Linked DNA regions of Homo sapiens: regions 1, 3, 4, 5 and 6 are each linked to region 2. The links are chromatin contacts, found by Hi-C or POLR2A ChIA-PET in ENCODE. All regions are on one chromosome and are shown on one strand. The core of a region is the stretch at or near the end of the contact, and the rest is flanking DNA. Distances in the headings are between cores, read along the strand shown.

Region 1 (3,930 bases), core at 1,034-3,533, 880 kb after region 2:
AAGGCACTGTTCCAGGTAAATAGAAAGAAAGCAGCAAAAAGTAATCTAAATGTGGAAGAGGCAGAAGATATAATAAGCATACAAAATGAAACTTAACGCACAGCAGTCTAGGGACATTTCAGAGAGCAGCCAGCCATCCTACCTAGGTTGCCTTCAGCAACCCCTGAAGGCATTAATGTACTAGGATTAGCTGAAATAATTAATATTCACAATGATGACCTCCAAAGTAAAAAGGCAAGAAAGACATTTTTAAGAGACTTCCAATGTACGTGGCTGAAATTTTTTAAATCTGATGCCTAAAGAGTGACTGTATTTCACAAACATTATTCAAATTTTTATTGGACGTTTACCCTATCTGAGGCTAGATAGTTGGAAAACACAAAGAAATCTAATACACCATGTCTGTTCTCAAACATTTTACCATTCAGTACATTAGACATGGTAGAGGCAGAATGACACAGATAAGAAATAGAAATTCAAGTAATAAATTATGAGAGCACAGACAAAATTAGGAATAATTGTCCCTGAGGAAAACCAAGGATGTCTTCATGGCACAGGCCACTGAAAAATGAGAGTTCTGATAGGTACAGAATGGGGAGCAAAGTGTTAAGGGAAAAACGAAATCTGGGCAAAAGCACTGAGCATGAAAATACAGGTTGGCTGAAAGAAGAGAGGTAGGGAACGGGTACATTAGGAGTTGGGGGTGAAAGTAGTAAAAGTAAAGGCTGTAAAGCTATTTCAGGACCTTTCATGAAGGGATCTGAATGATATTCAAATTCATTTGAGTTTTATTGAACAAGAGAGTTCGCCAAAAAACTGGTGCTTATGCAGCACACCTGATCCTCAAATAATGCTGAATAATGGCCAAAAATAAAAGATTCAGAGTTAAATGCAAATTATTACTCAAATTCCTGAAATAAAAAGTCTTGACATGAATTAATAAGCGAAAAGAACCTAACCCAAGAGTAGAAAGTAGCTTCTGAGCTTGTTTCTTAAATAATGAAATATTACCCAATTTATTGACTGAGAACTGAAAATAATTTAGGATAATCTGTTGTGTCCTTTGATTGTCTTCCATGCAAGTCAGAGTATTTCCTAAACATATTATTTAGCAGTGCCTCATATCACCCTTGAAAGGCAAGAGACAGACTACAGTATTATTACCCCCTTTTTATCACAGGGAAACTGAGGAACAAGAAGACAAAATTACAGTATGGTCACAAAAGCCATCATATTTTCTAGGACTTTAATTAAAGGCTCCAAGCCTACATTTCATCTTTTATTCTTCGCACCATCTGAATACTAGAATTATCTTTTACTATCGTCTTAACTGGAAAAAATAAAAATATCTAAACTTTAACATCATTTTCTCAATTTGGTACTGTCACAAAAAAAAAAAAAAAACAGTTTTAAAAGTCTGCCCTTGAAATGATATTTGCAAGAACAGCAAGGTGTAAGCAGTAACCCAACCTCCAAAAAATACAGTTGTAAATCTTACAGCTGTAATATAGTTGTAAATCTTAAGACAGGTCAGGAATCCTAGACCCAGCCTTTACTTTGAACATCTGGCAGGCCTCAGGGAAATAATGGAGATTCGTGTCTGTAAACAGTCTTTGCAGATGCTCTGATGAAAAGGTGCCCTAAGAGGCCCAGAACAGTGGTATCACTGCACCCACTACTGCAAACATGAAATCCTCCTCTGTCCCTCCCTGCATTGCACCACGAGACTCGTGGCACACACGGAGGCCTGTGCAAGAACCTCTCGACGATTCCTTTAAAATGTGGTAATATAAGGACGCCTTTGGTGCTGGGCCTCCGTAAACACTGAGGATACCGGATGTGGCCAGGCACACCTCAAAGTCTTGGCTCTCCAAAACCAGGGCCTGGTCGAGAGTTTTATTGGACACCGAGTTCCTGCGAATATCTCACTTTTCACACAGGCACTGCCAATCCCTACCCTCCAGTACCCTTCCTCAGCCTCCTGCCCCACTCTCGCCGCGAGTGTGGGCGTCCCAAAGAGCTAAGGAGGGTAAGGTTGGTTAGAGCGCAGGGGCCAAGGCCGCGGCAGCGAGGCCGTCCAGCGCGGGCTAGGATCCCGCCAGCCCAGCCCTGGAGCCCGGCCGCCTGGCCCCAGCCCTGGCCCGGGCCAACGCGCCGCCGCCACCGCCTATCAGCGGAGCGCAGGGGCGGGGTGCTGTCCGGACTAGGCTGCCGGGCCGGCGGGCGGGGGCGGGCGGGGACGGGCGGGGGACCGACCTCTGCGCAGCCCAGGCCGCCGCGCGCACACACCGGGCCCGGCTCCTGAGGGCGCCAGCGCGGCCCCGGGGAGCGCGAGGAGCCGGCGAAGCGCGCGGCCTGCCGTTGGCGGCCTGGTCCGCAGCGCCCTGCGCCCACCCGCCCCGGACGTGGGGCCCAAGCCCCCGTGAAGATGGTGTCCTGGATGATCTCCAGAGCCGTGGTGTAAGTGCCTCTCACTGCGCCCTGCAGCCGGCGCGAGGCCCAGGGGAGCTGTGGGAAGGGGAAGGAGCCGAGAGGAAAGGGAAGGCCTGGGCCTGGGCGGGGACGGGGTAGCCCGGCCTCGGGCCTGCCGAGGGTCTGGGGGAGCCCTCGGCTTCCTCACCTTGGTCCACGTCGCTGCGGAGCTCCCTGCGACGGCCGAGGGCCTAGCTGCGGCGACTGCGGCTGCGACGGCGGCGGCGGCTGTGGCGCTGCTCGGCTGCGTGCGGTGCGGCGCGGCGCCCCTGCTCCGGCGGCGCTGGGTGGGCAGGCGCTCAGGGCAGGCGGCGCGCGCTCCCCGCTCCTGCTCCCCGCGCAGCGCGGCACCGCCCTGCGGGCCCGGGAGCGGCGCGCCTCGCAGCTGCTCCCTGCGCAGGCTCCGCAGACGCCGAGCGCGGGAGGCTCCGCGATCCTCCCGAGGATGCGACGGCAGTGCCGAGCCTTTGTATCCCGCGGCTGATGCGTTGCGGTGTCTCTCTTGGCGGCTGATTGCCATTCGGTCACGTGTGGTAGGAGGAGAGATTTGTCTAAAAACCGGAGACCGCTCCCAGCCCAGGATCCCTGGGAAGGGTCCTAGTTTTCCCAAGATTTGCAGCTTACCGAGAAAGGTGACACCGGCTGCTCGCCCAGATCCCCGAATTCGGCCCTGTCTCGGCGGAAATATTTGCTAAGTGATTGAAAGGCTGCAGGTGCCTGTTGCCTTTGTTCAAATTATGGGTTCATTTCATTGTTCTCCTACCAACAAGTGCTACAGGTCTGTAAGAAAAAGAAATTCCTTGAGTTGGTGGTGTTAATCGTGTAAATGTATTTGAATACAGTTTAAACTGATTTTCTCTCATCTCCATTTTACCCCTCTCCCCGATTAAAAAAAAAGTCACCAAGTAAACAATGACGTAGTTACAGCTAGGGCCTATGAATTCATTATTCACCTCTGTAGTAGTGTTATCTCAGAAGGTTTCATAAAGGTATATGAAAAAATGTTTATGTGAGGGGGCAGGCTTCTCTGATAAGCTTTAGAATTTAGGAAAAATAACATTACCAGACTTTTTGTTAAAAGGAGCTAGATTTTCTGAGTTTGGGGTTTATTTTGTTTGGAAGTGAATTACTAGCCCTATTTAATCAGATTTGCAGCACAGCATTCAAAATTTTTCATTTGATTAAATCGCAAAGTTTCTAGTTTTAAAGCCTCAGAGCTTCCTGTGTTCCCCTGTACGAAACTAAAAATCAAGATATAAACAAAAGGATACCACAGATGCCTTCAGATTGTTTTTCAGCCTTTTCCTGGCCTCTCTTTTGAGTCTGTCATTTATCTAATTCAGGCATACCTTTCTTGACCTAGTAGATGTCTATCAACTGTTGTGTCCACACCTAGAAAATCAAGTGCCCTATTAAGAAGCTGTACTTTACAAAAAAAAAAAAAAAAGCCTCTGGATT
Region 2 (3,419 bases), core at 237-2,736:
TTGTTTGGTTGTGAAATAACTTTCAGACAAAATCAGTAGTTCTAAATATTTTGGTGAAGCTCTTTCCTCCTTCTCCTGGGCAAGCCTTCCGCGTGCATTGCCTCCACTCACTCACCTCCCATTTCCACCTATGCTAATTTCACCTCCACACCCAGGGCCACACTGTGGCTTCACTGCATCAAGATCACCAAGTGCTCTATCCAGTGCATGCTTTTAGTCTTCGTCTCACTGGCCTCCCTGAAGCGTGTGACACTGTGGACCAGTCTTATCCTCTTGAAACCCTCTCTCCTGCCTTCCTTGACACAAATTTCTCCTCTTCTCCTTGGCAGTTGCCCTTTCTGGCTCTTCCATCTTTGCCCACAACTTTGAGTTGACGAATTGAGGGACTGTCCTTGACCTTCTGCCCTTCCCACAGGACAGGGCCTCCCCTGCCATGCTTTCAACAGCCACCTGCTCACCAATGGCTCTCATGTTTTTCTCCTCATCCCTGACCTATCTTTTGTGCGTCAAACCCACATAAGCAACTGCACATTGGGCCTCTCCACTTCGGTGTCCCACAAGCATCTCAAATTCAACATGCACAACACAGAATTAGTTGTCTTACACCCCTTTCGTTCCATGTCTTCTATAGTCACTCAAACCAGAATCCTGGGTGGCATCTTACATGTCTCGTTTTCCTTTAACTCTCAACCCTCTCCCTCTACTACCCAATCACCAAATCTTGGTAATTCTCTCCTTCTCTAATCCTTCCACTCTTCCACTCCCTTATTTGCAAACTTCACATCTTTCTTGAATTATTTTAACAGCCTCCCAACTACTTTTCTTGCCTTCTGTCTCAACCAGGCTTATTCTCCCCACAGATACTCAAGCGACCTTTTTAAAATGAAAGTCTAATAAGCCTCTGCCTTACTTAAAGTCTAGCCAGTAGCTTCCCATTGCCTATGTGGTAGAATAAAAACCCCATTGTAGGGCCTGCAGGGGGCTCTGTGATCTGCCTCCTATATTTCATCTCTGCTCTTCCCCCTTCCTTCTCTCCAACTTATACTCTGGCCATCAGAGTTCTAGAAGTTCCCCCAGAGCATCATGCTTTTCAATGTATTTGCAAAGGCAAAAAAAAAAAAATACACTTGCGTTTCATTCCCACCTAGACAGCGCCTACTTCTTCATGAAGGCCTAGTCCAAGCATTCTCTCTTTAGTCTTCTATAACTTTCCCCATCCCCCCAACTCCTCTCCCCTCCTTAGAGAACTGCCCACTTTCTCCGATCTGCCACAGTGTATATATCTTCGGAAGGCATCTACCACACTTATTTACATGTCTGTCTCTCTGCTAGACTGAAAACTCCTTCAGGGTGGGGATGATCTCTTAATAGTCTTTACTCTCACCCCTGTGCACAGATCCTGCCATAAAACAGTTAGAGAACATAGCACCCCACTCTCCATCAAATCAACCAGAACTGAAAGCTCAGGAAGCTGCGTTTGACGGCTTCACTTTTAGTTTCAGTTGCTCAGTCTGGGCAGCTCAGAGCAGCTTCCTGAGCCTCCACCAGTTCAGAAAGCATCCAATCTGCAGTGAAGTGTGCACTGTCATTTGTTGAGCAGGAGCTCACAGTGATCCTGCTGATAGGGAGGCCTTTGCCGCCTTTCGCCCAAACCCCATGCCCTCTGGACTATGCATCTTAAAGGTCATGGTCATGGGCGGTCCTTATCAATCAAAGCATCAGGCGGAGAAAAAAACCCCATTCTGGGATATGGTGAGACATGTCGGTTTCAAAACATTGCAGATTGTTAAATGAGTAATGTTAATGTGATCTCAGAATAGTAAATACAACCCCACAAGGAAAAGATATTAGCTGCATTATCTGGAAGGAAAACAAGAAAGGAAAGCAACATTTGGCTGCAAAAACTATGAAAGAGATGTCTGTATGGTGATTCAAGTTCTACTAGGGCAGGTAAATTGCATTTTTCTGATTGTCTGCCCACTCTCCTCCCCCCACCCCATGTGGGGACATGCACTCCCTCATTAAATCTCTTCTCTGGGGTAGGGTATGGGACTTGGGGGAAGTGAAGGGAAGCGGGGAGCATACACATAGAGGAAGAAAACAAAGGCCTTCATTTTCTAAAAATATCACTCACTATGATTGAGAAAGAGTTTCTCAAGAAATGCGAATGTCCTGCACAGGAAGTAACACTTCATCACACGGCTAATAATCAGCCACGTGCTTGTCAGGGTTAGGTTTTTCCCTTCTGTGGTGAAAAGGTGGCTCCAGGCAAGCCTGGATATCTTTCCCGCCAGCCTGATAGTTATTTAAACACATTCAGCTCTTATCTTCCAAAATGTGTGAGTGTGCTACTCCCATTACATCAAATTCATGTGGAAGACTCTCAGTGGCGGGGGATGGGGGAGTCTGCAATTTTAAAGGGTTTATGTGGGGCCAGACTACCGTTCCCCCACCCCAAATTGTCTTTTCCACACTGAAGCAGCTTGCAGGGGCCTGAATATTTATCCAGTTAAACAAAATGTACTTTCCTTCCACCCTCTAGCTCAGCAGATTTTGCCCCTTCTCTCTCTGAGGCCTGGTTCTTCCCCAGAATCCAGCATCATTAAGGTCCCTTATCCTTAAAGAAAAGAGTTAGGTCAGCGAATTCACTCCAAGATATTGGCAACTCACTATGTCCGCTAATTACATTTAAAGGAGAGAGAAGTACTTTACCCAAAGTAATGACTCTCTGATGGTGAAGTTTCTGGTCTTACCACGGGAGCCGGTGAGACTTTCCAGTGCCTCTCAAGTCTTACTACATTGGTGACCATCGATGATGTCTGACCCTCATGCCAGGGTCATAGCTCATTCCCTGATAAGGGTCTGGTTGCTTTCATCAGGATTATCAAGTTGCTTTTATGCAGTGCATTTTTTGTACAGCTTTTTTTCAGAAGCACTTGGTAGATAAATTAAATCCCAAGGGTCCTTGCCCCTTGCCCAAAGATCCTTAGCATACGCCTCTCCATCCAGAACTCCTTTGACAGAGAGGATCCAGGTTGAGGAGGGGTGAGGAGGTTTCCACCATGTGAGCTCTTAGGTGTGCCAGTCTTGAAGACTTAAATCATATGGTAATCCTACAACAGATACATGAAGCTCCTCATTCATTAATTTATTCGAGTATCACTTATTAAGCTTCCACTCTGTGCCAGCCATTGCTCCAGAGAGTCACCAAAGAACCAGACTGACAAAGTTTCTGCTCTGATGGAGCTGAAAGCTGGAAATTGGTTTAAACTATTTCTGTCTGTCTCCAGAAAGCAGAACTGGGACAAATGGGTAGGAGCCCCAGGGAAGCAGATTTCTGCTCTATACAATATATTATTACAACCAAATATGGAATGGTAATGAGCTCCCTGTCACTGGAGGGATCTGAGAAGAAGCTG
Region 3 (3,412 bases), core at 764-3,263, 690 kb before region 2:
GCTGCTTCTTAGCTGTATGGCCTTAGGCAAATAATTTAACTTCTAAGCCTCAGTTTCCCCATCTAAAAAATAGGGGAACTTTACAGGGTTATTGTGAGATGTGAGATAGAAGGGGTAGAGCACATTGACTGGCATAAAGGAGGGGCTTCATAATTAGTTCTATTGCTTTTTCTTAACACTTTCTTCTCCAGTGACATTTTGTGTCCTTTCATTGCTTTTTTTTTTTCTTCTGTTTGTATTCCCGTGTCATTCACTGATTTATTCTCCTAGCATTGCCCAAGACGAAAATTGTTGTCCTCTGATTTAGACTAGTTATTTCCTCTTTAGGCAAAGAGGAACTGCACTTTAACATATTAAGGCATCTTTTTCTTTCATTTGCGCACAATGCTGATTTTTGCAGTCCTATTTTACGCCTTAATGTGACAACTTCCTGGTTTTTTTTTTTTTAAACCCAGAACTTAACTATTACAACAAACCTAGGCAATTTATTTTAATTGGCATAAAGAGACTGAATAACACCAGTAACTGACTGTGGCTTTCATGTGACCCTGGTTTGTGATGAGCTGTGCTGTGTTTTGGGAATAGCATTAATATTTTCTTGCAGTTTGAGTTTAACTATCAACGGTTTCCTGGCATCTTTTGGTTGATGTCAGACAGTAACATTTTAGATATGGCAGCCTGATTGTCACCTGCACATTTAGAGACAATTATTAGACTAGTGGTTTTCCTTCTAAAGCCAAAGAGTTTTTTGATAATCTTCCTATATATACTGTTACACCCCCCAGTTTTGTGAACACACAATAACTAGTCTTATGACTTGCGGTAATGCTGAATAATACATCTGTTGTGTTACTTTCCTAATGTATGATCTAAGTTGTATTACCATTGTCTTATGTTTTCCTTAACATTAAAACCTTTCTTTTGTTTGTTTAATTTTGTGTGTGTGTGTTATGGAATATACTGTTACTAATAAAAAATTAAACAGGAAACCCACAGGGGACAAAAGGATGTGTAGATGGTTAAGCTTGATGTCACACATATAAACAAGAGTATTTATAGCAAGGTTTATGTTTAAAATTGTGTTTAAAATGGATAATTTATTAATGAACAGGAAAATAAGTCTAATTTCTTAATTCCACCCAAAGAAATAAAAGGTTGATCCTCTTGGATTCTAAAAAAAAAGAAGGTCCATATTCTACCTTTTTGCAGTTGATTCCAGAAGAAATTGGTTTATAGTGAATATTCACAGTACTTGCAGGTGGTTTGGCCTGGAAAATCTAGATGAGTGGTTTTTAAATTTAGTTGCTTATTAGACTCAAGAAAGAAATTTAAAAAACAATACTGATTACTGAGACCAGCTTTTCTAGATTCTTCATTCAGTAGGAGTAAGGAAAGGCCAATGAATGTGTATTGATAAAAAGGTTCCTGGCCGGGTGCGGTGGCTCACGCCTGTAATCCCAGCACTTTGGGAGGCCGAGGCAGGTGGATCACCTGAGGTCAGGAGTTCAAGACCAGCCTGGCCAACATGGTGAAACCCCATCTCTACTAAAAATAGAAAAATTAGTCACGTGTGGTGGCAGGGGCCTGTAATCTCAGCTACTTGGGAGGCTGAGGCAAGAGAATTGCTGGAACCTGGGAGGCAGAGGTTGCAGTGAGCCGAAATCATCACACCTTTGCACTCCAGCCTGGGCGACAACAGCGAGGCTCTGTCTCAAAAACAAAACAAAACAAAACAAAAAAGGCTTTTAGGTTGAGTCTGATTTTGTTTGTTTGTTTTGGTCTCATTTTGGAGACAGCTTTATGATTAGTGCTGAAGAAGGGAAAATGATCAACAGGAGAGTTGATTGGGAGGCTCTCTCCTGGGGCACAAGAAACACCATGTACTTAAAAAATTTTTAATGTAAAATACCCCTTTAAGGATAGAATTTAGGGCCTTGAAATTCTACTCAGTTGCTATGAACTGTGGGGAATTTGAGACAAATAGCTTTTGTAATTGGAATGCACACTGTGTTGTAATAATGTGGAAAGAGAAACAAAAACTTTCCTTAATGTAATGAGTTTCCATTATCTGCCTAATCTAAGGTTTGTAAGTCTACATTGTCAGGATTTATATTGAGGAGATAGGGGGTGTCATTTTCTGTACACATTCCTGTCCCCACAACTTTCTCTTCAGCCTCTTCTATAACATCAAAATATTTGTTGTCTGTACTTTTCTTTCTCCGCAGTGGTTTTCTTATCTCCTTTTCTGTTGGTCACACTGAAACCACCTCCAATACCACATTGTTAATGGAAATTCACACACTTATTAGGTTTTTCCTTCTGTAGAACCCTTCCAACTCCTCATTGTTCTTACCAAAGAAAGAAGATGAACTGTGAGATTATTTGAGGCCCCCCCCCTTTTTTTCTGGTGGAAGTAAGCAAAGAACGGAAAGATCTCACCTTTCTATGGATAAAGTAAAACTCCAACATGTTATCGTTTTTTAACTGAGTTATTTCATAATGTTGAAACATGAATAATAACAAAATAATTAGATTGGTTCTTAGAGAAGGGATTTTAAAATATAAAAGCTCATTAAAGCACTTTTCTTGCTTAGTGTTTAGGTAGAATAAGTTCGCTTTAATTCCAGTTTGTGTCACTTCCTGTCTCTCTCTGAATAGTAAAAAAAAAAAACAAGAATGTTCTCACAAATGTGTGTCTGCCAACAAATTAATACTCCACAAAGAGAAACTCTGCCCCACATGGCAGCTTCCAATAAATGCTCTGATTCAAATCACAACTCTTTCATTTTTTTTTTATCCCCTTCCCCCTTGAGGGAGCACATTTAGACAATATTTGAGGATGTCATCTTTCTGCTTTTTAAAACTCTCTAGAGTTTTCATTTAAGACTCTTAATGGTTGATGACTAAAACTACAGATCTGGATAGTGGAAAAACTAATAATCTTAAAAAACACTTCTGAAATGTGGTAAAGTGCATTCATTCTCTTCCCTCCTCTTTGTCCTTTTCAAAGAAAGAAAGTTCAATATGAAACCAATGCAAATTATGACTTTACTCAGTGAGATATTTTACCTTCTTTCAGACTGTTTCATACTGAAGTTTATAAAAAAAAAAGAAAAATAACTATGTTAAAATAGGAGGGTTAAGGAATGTATTATTCATAAGCATAATGAACACAAGAACCTGTTTTTCCAGAAGAATTGGGTTGATTAAATCATTCACCACACAAGCCTCTAGTTATTTATTTTTGTCTTTAGAATTACAGTACTTAGCTTTTATAATAAAGTGGACTTGATACCCATATTTGGTATGGCAGTTGAAAGTAGTCAAATGAAGAATTATTTCATTTTACAAAATTTTTAGTAAGTAAGGAATATAAACACTATCAGTTAAACATAGCAAACTTGCATTTTTT
Region 4 (3,378 bases), core at 353-2,852, 620 kb before region 2:
TATAAATGCCAGAGAAAGCCATTTATCTTACTTTGAAAGAATATTTTTAAAGAAGTGGCCAGATATTTGACCTCTGAGATGATTTAAATAGATTCAGTTGGAAGAAAAGATCCAGTGTCAAAAATAATCGGGTTTTCTATATAATAGATATTTTAAATGATCTCTGCAAGGTGGCAATTAATTTTTTATTATCAGGGACAGAGGCCCCACTATGTAGATTATCTAAGTCCCTGACTTCCTGGGCAGACCTCCTCTCCCTTCGTTTGAGTTTATTCCAGCTCATTAGCACCTCCATCCGAAGGTTGGCAGAGAAAAGGAGAGGAAGAAAAAATGAAATCACTTCTGCTGCTCTTAATGGCCCTTGGAAAGAATGGATCATGAATGAAACAGAAACCAGTGGGAAAGATAAGCCATTGGATTTTCTGTGTTTTCTTTTATCCTTGCCTTCCTTCGTCACCACAGATAATCAATAGTTGGCTTAAAGACTTTTAAATGAACTGCACATTGGAAGGCTTTGTAGTTGTAATACCAATATCATTATTATCTTTACGTTTCCAAAGACTGGGTGGGTGCCAGAGAGGTAAATATTGCCCGGTCTCCATGTTGGCATGAGACGCGTTCCTGACCTTTTTTTTTTTTTTTCAAACCTGCCCCTCCCCCGCCCCCACCACTGTCGTCTTTTATGCACAGAAGGTAATTTTTTGTGGGTGTTCAGATACAAACATCTGCTTGACCACCCTGTCTTGTGATTATGTCTTATGATCCTGACCTGGTGATATTTTGCATTAATGAAAGTTGGCTGGTTTGGTCTTCCCCATCATATTTACTTCTTAATGTGTTGCTATATTTACAGTTCACCAAGAACAATCTGTGACAAAGATCTGCTTTTATCAGGACAGCTGCCAGATTCATACCACATCTCCAGGTTCTGTTAGACATCACAGTAAAGTAATTCTTTACTGCTTGCTTTACTTGAGCCATCTTTCTAATGTGTATTCTTGAAAGTATCCTGGCTGTATGAATCTCAAATTTCAGTCCCTTTTTTAGACCACCATGCAGCCCAGAGGTTTGGAGCTTTGTCTTGGAAGCTCCTTCCATCAATCAGAATACCAAATTTACATTGTTAGGTTCCCTGGAGGTGTTGGAGCTCTGGATTCAGCAATTATTGTGAATAAGAACCTTGCAGCTAGGGTGAGTGCCAACATTCCAAGTGCTAGCACAATGGAAAAGAGAAGTGGTTTATGTTAGAATATGGTCACATTCTTCTGATTAAACCCACTCAAAAAAGACAACATTGTAATATTTTCCAATGACTGTTTATCATGAATTACGTCAGCCTTCGTTTAAATTGCTATTATTTCTCCTTAATGCTTCTTGGTGCCTGCATAATTTACGGCACTGGCAGCCTCGGGACTATGAAATAACCTTTCACAACCACCGTACAATAGTGAAGAACATGGCGTTTTTGTTGTTAATTATTATAGGACTCCTTTAACTTTTACAAAGTGACATAAAATATTGTTGAGGCATTTATGATTCAAGCTACTTTTACATGGATCTATTTTGCTTCTGGCTAGTTCTTAACTAAAGCAATCATTTGTGGTTATTAGGCCGCCGGAGATATTATGTCAGAACTGGTTTAAGAGTATTATTATGTATCCCATGTCATACACTACATGTCAGCACTTGAGGCTGTCTTTCAATAAAAACAAATGTAATTTTAGTTTGTGCTCTTTTAGGGATTGGCCATTTATAAGCCAACCTGAGTTCATTCGAAGGTGTCCCAACCATTTAGGAGCTTGTTTCAGCCTTCCATCATACACTTTTAGTCTCTTTCCTGTGGATTTAAGACCTTTCCAAAACAAACTTTGGCAAAGGTTTAATTCAGAGTGAAGATTTGCTCCTAGGGAGCCACAGAATTAGCAAGGACTGGTTAATCGCCCAGGGCTGAGCTCGTTCTGATTCCCACATTTTGTGGGTTTTCTTACAGATTTCCTAGGCAGTGAGTCTTCTAATTGTGACCCTCCTAACTGTGACCCTCTGAAGAGAAGCGAGTCTCAGCCCATAGAAGACCCTGCCTTACATTCAAAGAGGCTACCCTAACTTTCTGGCGAGGAGTCTTGAGTAGAAGGGAGGTGGAAACAAAAAAGGATGGGAACATGTTTGAGTTTCCACAAAGCTACACTTCCAAGCAAACTTTGAATTAATATGTCACTCCCCTGGGTTCCAAATACTATGCATATTTTCCAGTCCTTGCTTATTTAAAGCAAGAAAGGAAGGGCGTGCCAGAAAGTTTTACAAAGAATGAAAACACATTAATGACTCATGTGAACAATTACTGATTTTCTTAACATATAATTTCTTAATTACTGTCAACCAAAATAATTTGCATGATAATATTTTTCCTCCCCTCCCCCATCTGTGTTTAAAAGGCATAAAATAATGATCAAAGAGTCTGTTTGATCAATAGTCGGGAAATTTAACTCCTTAATTCTTAGTGGATTGATGGGACTTTGACATCGGATATTCTTCAGAATAATCACCTCCAACACAATGGGCAAAATGAGCTCTCCAGTAAAACAAACAGCTTTGAAAAGAGCTCAGGGGCATTTTCTTTAGCTTGAATTCAAGGAGGAAATTGTGACTTTTATGAAACTTGCATAAATTTACATGTATCCTGTCAGAGTTTTAAAATTAGACAACATGCCTGAATGCCCTGGAAATGAGTCTGCCATCCAGATTTAGAGTGCTTTTAGCTTTTTTAATTAAAGACATTTCACAAGCCAACGCCAGAGAAGAGAATTAAGCATTACATAAGAACATAGCAAAGTTTGAGATTTAATGGGTGAATATTACGAACTTATAAAGGAGATAAAAAGTGTGAAAGGAGCGGTTATTGGGAGTTTTCTACATTTTGTTAAGTGTAAAAAATGGAAAAAATGAAAAGGCCAAGCTGCCATTTGCTGTAGCCCTCGTTCTGGAACTGGTTCAAAGCTCACAGAACTGACTGTGGGACTGTGATGCTTGTTAATGAGCATTTGTGGCAGTGCACTGGGATCATGGGTTTGTCACATGAATATATATATATATATATATATATATATATATATATATATCTCAGAAGATAGAAGACAAAAGTTGTTGCTGCAGTGTGATTGTGAGAAACACAAAACAATCATCCTGAAGACTGCATTTACATAGAGCTCAGTGCCAAGTCCCACAAATACTCACTCTGGATTCTTTAATAACTGCTGATACATAGTTATCGAAAATTGTTTTTAGCTGCACATGCTATACCATTTAAAAAACTTAGACTAAATACTGTCAGCTCTTGTTTGCTTTCCTAGCATGTTATTCATTTATTGAGAAATTTGGAAT
Region 5 (3,606 bases), core at 151-2,650, 590 kb before region 2:
AGTGGCACAGTCTAGGCTCACTGCAGCCTCAAACTGCTGAACTCAAATAATCATCTCACCTCAGCCTCCCAACTAGCTAGGACTACAGGCACATGCCACCACACCCAACTAATTTTCGTAGAAACAGGGGTCTCATTACATTGCCCAAGCTGGTCTCAAGTTCCCGGTCAAGCAATATTCCCACCTCCCAAAGTGCTGGGATTACAGTCATGAGCCACCACCAGGGCTTCATCTTTTTAATGCCTTTATCTGAGAAAAAATAATTACTCTGAAGAGGAAACTGTCAGAACAATTGCCAAATAATGAAACTTTTGCAGTATTGTGTTTCCATATCTATTGTTCAAAATTCATCATCAGAGTTAGAACGTCGCGCAGGATCAAGTTGTGCTTGTCAATGGCCCAGTGTGTTTATATCTCATACAATGCAATTGCTTCTCAGGCATTTCTGTTGGGTGTGGAAGACTGATTTTGGGAAAACAGAATGAAAATAAACTTGAATATTTCCTAAATTCGTATGTGATCAGTGTTTTGTGAATTTGTAGAAAGATTCAAACAATTGAATAGAAATTTAATACCAATGGTCACTATATGAAATATAACTGTGGATTTGAAATAAAAATTTCAGGGACTTATTTATGAATTTTTAAATATTGGCTTTAAGTTAAAGCCAAAATGAGGTCTGAGAGCTTCTAGTTTTCTTTTGTTCCCCCACATATTTGAAAACTGAAATTCTGTAAGAGATTATCTGTGAAATGCCTTTCTTTCATTACACCCATAAATTTTAGGAGTGGCTTTGATCAAGCCTTCTGCCATTCTTGGTTTCTAAGTCTTTTACTCATACGTTAATAACTTTAAAAACATTCGTTCTATTTTTGTTGTAATGAAAGAGGAAGTTTCCAAATAGTTAAAAGGGAAACATTGAAAATAGAACACAGTAAATGATAACTAAATTAGGGTAGGTTACTCCTCCCCCCCGAAAGAGCAATGCTCCATGCTGAAACTTGCCAGGGTATTTTTTTTTTTTTTTTTTAGACGAAGTCTTGCTCTGTTGCCTGCCCAGGCTGGAGTGCAGTGGTGCGATCTTGGCTCACCACAACCACCGCCTCCCGGGTTCAAGAGATTCTCCTGCCTCAGCCTCCCGAGTAGCTGGGACTACAGGTGCACACCACCATGCCTGGCTAATTTTTGTATTTTTGGTAGAGACAGGGTTTCACTATGTTAACCAGGCTGGTCTCGAACTCCTGACCACGTGATCCACCCGCCTCAGCCTCCCAAAGTGCCCAGCCAGTATTTTAAGATTATTGTCTGAAAAGAAAATGTGCCAGAGAATTGATATCCTCAGAGGAAAAGCATTACAGAAATGCAGGGTATTATCAGTAACGCATACTATACATAGAACAATGTTTGTCTTCCCTAATACTGTGATCAGTGGAGTTTTGTTTTCTGGCTCGTGTTTAAAAGACACACGCAACTTGCAAATCGAATGAGTTAACGCTCCGCCGACTTCTCTAGACATTGACCTCGGGGGTCAAACTCTTAGGAAAATTGTGCTGGTTTTCCATTCCCCTGATTCCAGTCCCTACCAACAAGTAAATCCTATCTCTGAGTGGAAGCTCACAAAGAATTTCTCGAGAGAATATGTAGCTGTGTTGGCAACAAGTCTCTCTGCAAAATGGGAAGGAAGAGTTGTTAACTGATGAGTCAATCCAGCTTTTATAGCAGTTTATCTATCTTCGTGGTATTTCCAAGAGCATAAATGCTATTAAAAAAAAGAGACGGTCATGACAGGAAGAACACAGTAGAAAAAAACAGGAACATTTAAGCCAAAAGCAATTTACTTTGCCAGTAACTGGTTACATTTCCCTTTGTTTTATTATTATTATTGCAAGAGTTGGGGTTGACATAAAAGTTTCCCACACCTGCACTGCCCTGCCATGTAACTTGTGTGAACCCGTAGTGAAATAAATATATAAACAAATTGTCTGCAACTCAGCTTCTAGACCCTTTAAGAAAAACAAACTTGTTTTGCTATATTGTTGAGAAAATAGACTATAATTCATTAATATTTGAAGGAGTTTAAAAAGAAAAAACAAACATGGGTTAGCTGTCAGAGTAGCCTGGAGCTCTGGAGGTAGCTTGATTCTCTGAGGATTAACACCTATAGAAATAGCAGTGACTTCACAAAGGTGAATAGTTGTTAATTTCTTGGCACTGAGTAAGAGGAACAGATGGGCAGTCAGAGGGGAAAGATTTTTTTTTTAAACCACAGAGATCTTTCACTGATTAGGCAGAAGAGTCAGTGGCCCACTGGTTAAGGAGGGTAATATGTAGGGCTCTCTGACTAAGTTTTATTGGCCTTAGTGGGAGTCTTGCCACCTACTGCTGGGTCAAGACTAAAGGGGACCCCACTCGCTGTCAATTCTGTCGGACAGTGTTTCCTGTCTGGGGTGGGCTGCAGCACCCTCGTGCTATGTAGTACTTGAGTGTTTTCATTTGCGGAGAGCTCCCTGGTGACTGCCAGCCCAAGTTAGTATGAATACTTCATTTTGAGGCAATGTGTGTGTGTCTGTGTGTGTGTGTGTGTGTGTGTGTCTGTGTGTGTGTCTGTTAGAGATAAGTTGCTTAAAGCAGGGGCTCTGGATAAAGTCCAGTTGCCTGTGTTGAAATCCTTCTGCTGCCAGTAACCATTTGTATGGTCTGAGACAAGTAATTTCATCTCTGTCTCAGTTTCCTGGTCTGTAAGATGGGGATAAGGATCATGCCTTCCTCTTTGGCTTGCTGTGAGTTTTAGTGGAATTATTGTATGCAAAGCACTCAGAAGAGTGACTTGTACAGAGAAAGTGCTCAGAAATGGTTAGCTACTATTATTATTCACTTAGCTACTCTTATTATTCATGTATAATACTGAAAACATTCATGCAAAGAGCATTTACTGAACTCTGTGATAAGCCAGGCCAGTGAATCATATACACACGTAAAAGTAACAGTACGTCTATTGCTTTGCACTGTTTTTTTTCTAATAAAACTGACTGAAGCCAGATATGCTATCAGTAAGGGTACTGCTCTCTCCCTAGCAGAGCTTTTTCTTGGTAGAGATCAGTCTCACCTAAAGAACAAGAGCTGGTCTAATTCTGGAGTCTTAGGATTTAGGTTCTGTCAGTAAGTACATAGCACTGAGCTTTCAAGGAGAGGGCAGGTGTAGGTCCTTGCAGGGTGGCTGGAAGGAGGTGGGGCTGTCTCTTACATGAGTGAATTAAAGTCCGCAGACCCATCCCACTCCTGCCCACCAGCACACCATAATGCACCTGTTTTCACTCACTGACCTAGCAAATGACAGATTATGACTCTAGAGGGACAAAGATGTGGCCTGGGGACCAGAATTTTTGCTGTCCCCAAAGCCAGTCCTTCAATACCAAAACTTTACCTGGAGTCTTCTGAATCCAAAAGGTCTCTGATTCGATTGCAGAGGCACCTACCCAGTCCTTTGTGTTCCATTCCCCCCACCCCGTACTTTGAATATTTGTGCTCTTCAGGGTGTTTGTGCATTGCATGTGGGGACTAGATTATAGCCTTACTGAGATACCAAAGGCCTTTGGTTTCCTGTCT
Region 6 (3,576 bases), core at 1,077-3,576, 570 kb after region 2:
AGCCTCCCCTTATGTTAATTTTTACCTATTGTTAAGGACTGTTTGAATGAGCAGCATTAAATAGATAGTAATTTCCATAAGCTTCCAATTTTGTCACCAGATGATATAAGAGTGAAATACAGTCCACATTCATATTACTCTGAAGTAAAATTGGCCCTCCATAACCGTGGGTTCCAAACCCATGGGTTCAACCTACCATGGATCAAAAATACTTGGGGGAAAAAATATTCTACAAAGTTCCAAAAAAACAAAACTTTAATTTGCCATGTGCAGAGTACTATGTTCAATCCTGCATAAATGAAGTGATGTGTAAGCGTTGTGTTGGGCATTATAAGGAATCTAGAAATGATTTAAAGTATATGGGAGGATGTGTGTAGGTTACATGCAAATATAGTCATACACTATTAGGCAATTTCCTCACTGTAGGAACTTCATAGCATGTACTTACACAAACCTAGCTTACAAACCCGTACAGTATTTACTGTACTTTATACTGTAGATAATTGTAACACAAAGTATTTACGTATCTGAACAAAGAAAGAGGTATAGTAAAAACACAGTCTTACGATCTTATATGAGACCACTGTCATATATACATTCCATCATTTTTTGTTTATTTTTTGAGACATGGTCTTGCTCTGTTGCCCAGGCTGGAGTGCGGTGGTGCAATCATGGCTCACTGCAGCTTCAACCACGCCAGCTCAAGTGATCCTCCTGCCTCAGCTTCCCAAAGTGCTGGGATTACAGGAGTGAGCCACTGTGCCCAGCTGTGCATTCTGTCACTGACTGAAAAGTTGTTATGCAGCACATGACTGTACTATGCTATTTTATATAAGGGATGTGCACATCTGTGAATTTTGGTATCCGTGGGGGCGTCCTGGAACCAATCCCCCACAGGTATACCCAGGGACAACTGTAACTATCTTCTAGAAATTTGCCTCAAAATATGTGTATGTGAGCAGAATTTCTTTCCTGACTACATCTTGTTAGAGGTAAATATCTTAGCTGATATTACAAATCCACTTTTGGTGTGACAGCCATAACTGCATTTTGACAATTCTTAGAAATGGCCAAAATTACGAGTAACTACTAAATTCCACGTTAAATTACGCAAATTACCTACAATGACTGTCAGGTAAGATATATATTTCTACAAGTCTTTTAAAAATAGAGGAATAAGTGTTCTCTCATTTCCTCTTAAAGGGTACTTACTTGTGAAATGTAGAAATGAGATCAATGAGCATATACATAAAGCTAAGGCACGCAAATGAAGACAAAGGATGCCTTTAAGCTCACTGATCTTTAAAGCAGCACACTAGTATAGCTAAAACATTCAGCCCATTTTACCTGAGATAAAACAAAGTAACTGACTTACTATTACTGTTGCTTTGCAACTTCAGTTTACTTCTTTCTTTGGCACTCCTGCTGAGAACTCCATTGGGTTTCAAATCTTCTTCTATTTCACCTTTTCTCTTTTGCAAATCATTTTGCTTCTTTTTGTAAGTTGGCTTAGGTTGTCTTTTAGTCCTTTGCTCTGACTTGCTTTCACTTTCATCTGAGTCTCCACTTTCAGAGCCAGATTCATAAGTTCTTTTGGCTTTTCTCCTGTTGACTTTATCATCTTTTACATATTTATCAACTATGATCTTACTATCTACACTATTTTGTATATCACTAGATGTAGAGGCTATTAAGTTGACAGAACATGGCTTAATAATTTCTGATACAGAATTCCCTGAATTTTCCATTTTATTAGTATTTTTATCTTCTTCTGAGTGTCTGGTGAGCCAGGCCTTTTTCAGTTTAGTATGGTAGTTTGGTTGACTTGTCTGGGAAGCTTGCCCATTTCCTACAGAGTTTGCTTTGTTAATTGTACTACAGATTACAGTGCTATCCAGAGGAAGGGAGGCTGAAAGTGTCTGATTTTTTATAGCATTAGGTTCAGTCTCACTGGCATTACTACTTTTATACTGAGCTGCAGCCAATGCTGCCTTGTGCTTTTTTAAATGGATAAAATCAGTTGTGCCTGAGAACCCAGAACTGGGTTGAACAACACTTCCTGTCTTACTACTGGCTAATGTAACTGGTGCTGTGGTGCTGACCTTGCATTCTTGTTTTTGAGCCACTGGCTGACTGACACTTTTTGAAGATACACATTCTGATGATGTAGAGGCCAAAATGGTATTTGATAAAGAGGAAATTACTTCTGAACCACCCCAGCTGGAAACACTGGTAGTATCGGCAGCAGATGTGATTACATCCGTTTTGGTATTACACATCGTATTTACAGCAGACATGACTGAACTGGGAACACTGCCCTGTGAGACAGCCTGAAAGTTTTTTTCAGATTTTGTGTGAACACTGTCTGAATTCACATTTGGCAAAATGATTCTTCCAGTTTCTCCGGCTTCTGCTAGTTTGAGGCAATCTGTTTTATGTGCCCCAGCTGAAGATCTTTCACTAACACGATCTTTAGAAGCTAACTGCATTGCTGGCATACTATCAGTTTTTGTACTAGAAGATGGACGCACAATGACAGATGCCATAGCAGCCTGTAACTTTCCGCTGCTTTTCTCCACATGCCATTCAGTTTTCTCTTTGCTGAGGTTATTATTAGGTCTCCACATCTCCGTCAAACTCTGTTCTGAAGAACTCTTAAAATTTGCCTGGGAGTCTTTTGGTTCGGGTATTAGAGTTGGAGGCTTCTGTGATTCTTGAACTTTACCACCAGCATTTACTGGCATCACCGGAGTTAAAGTTGGAGGGGAAAGACTACTATAGCTGCCTTCCTTTCTTTCCAGGCTGTGATGGATTGGTGGGTGAAATACTGGTGCTCTATGTAATGCAGGCATACTGCGGAGTGTATTTGTAGAAGAAACTGTCAAATGGGTAGGACTCCTACAATCATTTCTGAAGGTTGTTACTGAGTGAGATGCAATCTGATGTGGAAGATGTTCTGGTATCTTGCCTACTAAACCTTCACTTTCTGGTTGGTGTTTAATCAAAGGTGGAGGCTTTGAAAGAGATGTTATAAATGAAGTCAGAGTTTGAGGATTAGCTGCTGCCGCTGCAAGGGCATTACTCTGTTTATCACCGTAAATATTTGAAACTTCTTTGGATGGGTATGATCTTGGTGGTTCATTGACCACACTATTAGACAATGTAGTGAAATAGTTACTTTGGGGTAAACTCTGAGGCACTGAGTGCTTCATTTTATAAAGATCTGATACTGAGCGTTCTACATCCATATCTTGTTTGATGATATGGCTTTTAGGACTGGAAGATGATGATGCCACTCTGGAATAATTCTCTCTCTCACCCTCAAGTCCCTTGATTTTAGTTGTAAAGGGAGCAACATCAATACTTTCTTGAAGAATTCGACGGTGTTCCTCTTTGTATTTGTTTAACCTCTCTCCAGTCTCCTGGGGTGGCCTCTGTAACTGATTTAATACTGGATCCACAAAATGCCTATGTAAGTGACAATCTTTTCCAGTCTGTGACCTATTTAGATCCAGGTCATTTTTGGCTGATGTGGATGCAACAGACCGTAATGGTTCCATAAAAGCTTTTCTTTCT

The links. Hi-C counts contacts between places; a loop is a spot of excess contacts on that map. ChIA-PET counts read pairs that join two places held with the same protein, here RNA polymerase II (POLR2A). Pooled maps may share reads with other maps.
Region 1: a loop to region 2 is called in a map of naive thymus-derived CD4-positive, alpha-beta T cell, with 3 times the contacts of the local background. The contact joins the promoter of REEP3 here to the enhancer-like site in region 2. A Hi-C loop is called at or near these places in 1 of 168 maps with a recorded cell type or tissue (naive thymus-derived CD4-positive, alpha-beta T cell), 3 of 37 single-sample maps with no recorded cell type and 9 of 50 pooled maps.
Region 3: a map of natural killer cell shows a loop between it and region 2 (6-fold over the local background). The contact joins two enhancer-like sites. A Hi-C loop is called at or near these places in 1 of 168 maps with a recorded cell type or tissue (natural killer cell), 1 of 37 single-sample maps with no recorded cell type and 8 of 50 pooled maps. POLR2A ChIA-PET finds 5 or more read pairs at or near these places in 1 of 52 experiments (activated T-cell).
Region 4: a pooled map shows a loop between it and region 2 (2.4-fold over the local background). The contact joins two enhancer-like sites. A Hi-C loop is called at or near these places in 1 of 50 pooled maps.
Region 5: a loop to region 2 is called in a pooled map, with 5 times the contacts of the local background. The contact joins two enhancer-like sites. A Hi-C loop is called at or near these places in 14 of 37 single-sample maps with no recorded cell type and 11 of 50 pooled maps. POLR2A ChIA-PET finds 5 or more read pairs at or near these places in 1 of 52 experiments (OCI-LY7).
Region 6: a loop to region 2 is called in a pooled map, with 2.8 times the contacts of the local background. The contact joins two enhancer-like sites. A Hi-C loop is called at or near these places in 2 of 37 single-sample maps with no recorded cell type and 2 of 50 pooled maps.

The regions. Positions count from the first base shown.
Region 1 is chr10:63,519,118-63,523,047 of GRCh38, forward strand. REEP3 (receptor accessory protein 3) reads left to right here and starts at 2,284. Exons shown (of 8, transcript NM_001001330.3): 1 at 2,284-2,460. The coding sequence starts at 2,429. It also overlaps a transcript of JMJD1C not described here. RefSeq lists an enhancer at 1,480-1,529 and a silencer at 1,920-2,969.
Region 2 is chr10:62,636,030-62,639,448 of GRCh38, forward strand. All of the region lies in intron 1 of LOC105378327 (a long non-coding RNA gene), which reads right to left. Among named protein-coding and RNA genes, the nearest start is that of ADO, 170 kb to the right of the region's middle. RefSeq lists enhancers at 1,253-1,342, 1,633-1,872, 1,883-2,112. Within about 2 kb of position 1,487, at least 20 of the 41 ENCODE cell types and tissues checked have a DNase peak (open chromatin) inside an H3K27ac peak, as active enhancers do; they include OCI-LY7 and natural killer cell, where a contact is called at or near this core.
Region 3 is chr10:61,941,083-61,944,494 of GRCh38, forward strand. The region is part of intron 3 of ARID5B (AT-rich interaction domain 5B); the gene reads left to right. Among named protein-coding and RNA genes, the nearest start is that of ARID5B, 41 kb to the left of the region's middle. Within about 2 kb of position 2,014, at least 13 of the 41 ENCODE cell types and tissues checked have a DNase peak (open chromatin) inside an H3K27ac peak, as active enhancers do; they include natural killer cell, where a contact is called at or near this core.
Region 4 is chr10:62,017,954-62,021,331 of GRCh38, forward strand. All of the region lies in intron 4 of ARID5B (AT-rich interaction domain 5B), which reads left to right. Among named protein-coding and RNA genes, the nearest start is that of ARID5B, 120 kb to the left of the region's middle. Within about 2 kb of position 1,603, at least 7 of the 41 ENCODE cell types and tissues checked have a DNase peak (open chromatin) inside an H3K27ac peak, as active enhancers do.
Region 5 is chr10:62,044,436-62,048,041 of GRCh38, forward strand. The region is part of intron 4 of ARID5B (AT-rich interaction domain 5B); the gene reads left to right. Among named protein-coding and RNA genes, the nearest start is that of ARID5B, 140 kb to the left of the region's middle. RefSeq lists enhancers at 1,994-2,043, 2,174-2,313, 3,104-3,163. Within about 2 kb of position 1,401, at least 10 of the 41 ENCODE cell types and tissues checked have a DNase peak (open chromatin) inside an H3K27ac peak, as active enhancers do; they include OCI-LY7, where a contact is called at or near this core.
Region 6 is chr10:63,205,220-63,208,795 of GRCh38, forward strand. JMJD1C (jumonji domain containing 1C) reads right to left here. Exons shown (of 26, transcript NM_032776.3): 10 at 1,376-3,576. Among named protein-coding and RNA genes, the nearest start is that of NRBF2, 74 kb to the left of the region's middle. RefSeq lists a silencer at 1,156-1,356. Within about 2 kb of position 2,327, at least 18 of the 41 ENCODE cell types and tissues checked have a DNase peak (open chromatin) inside an H3K27ac peak, as active enhancers do.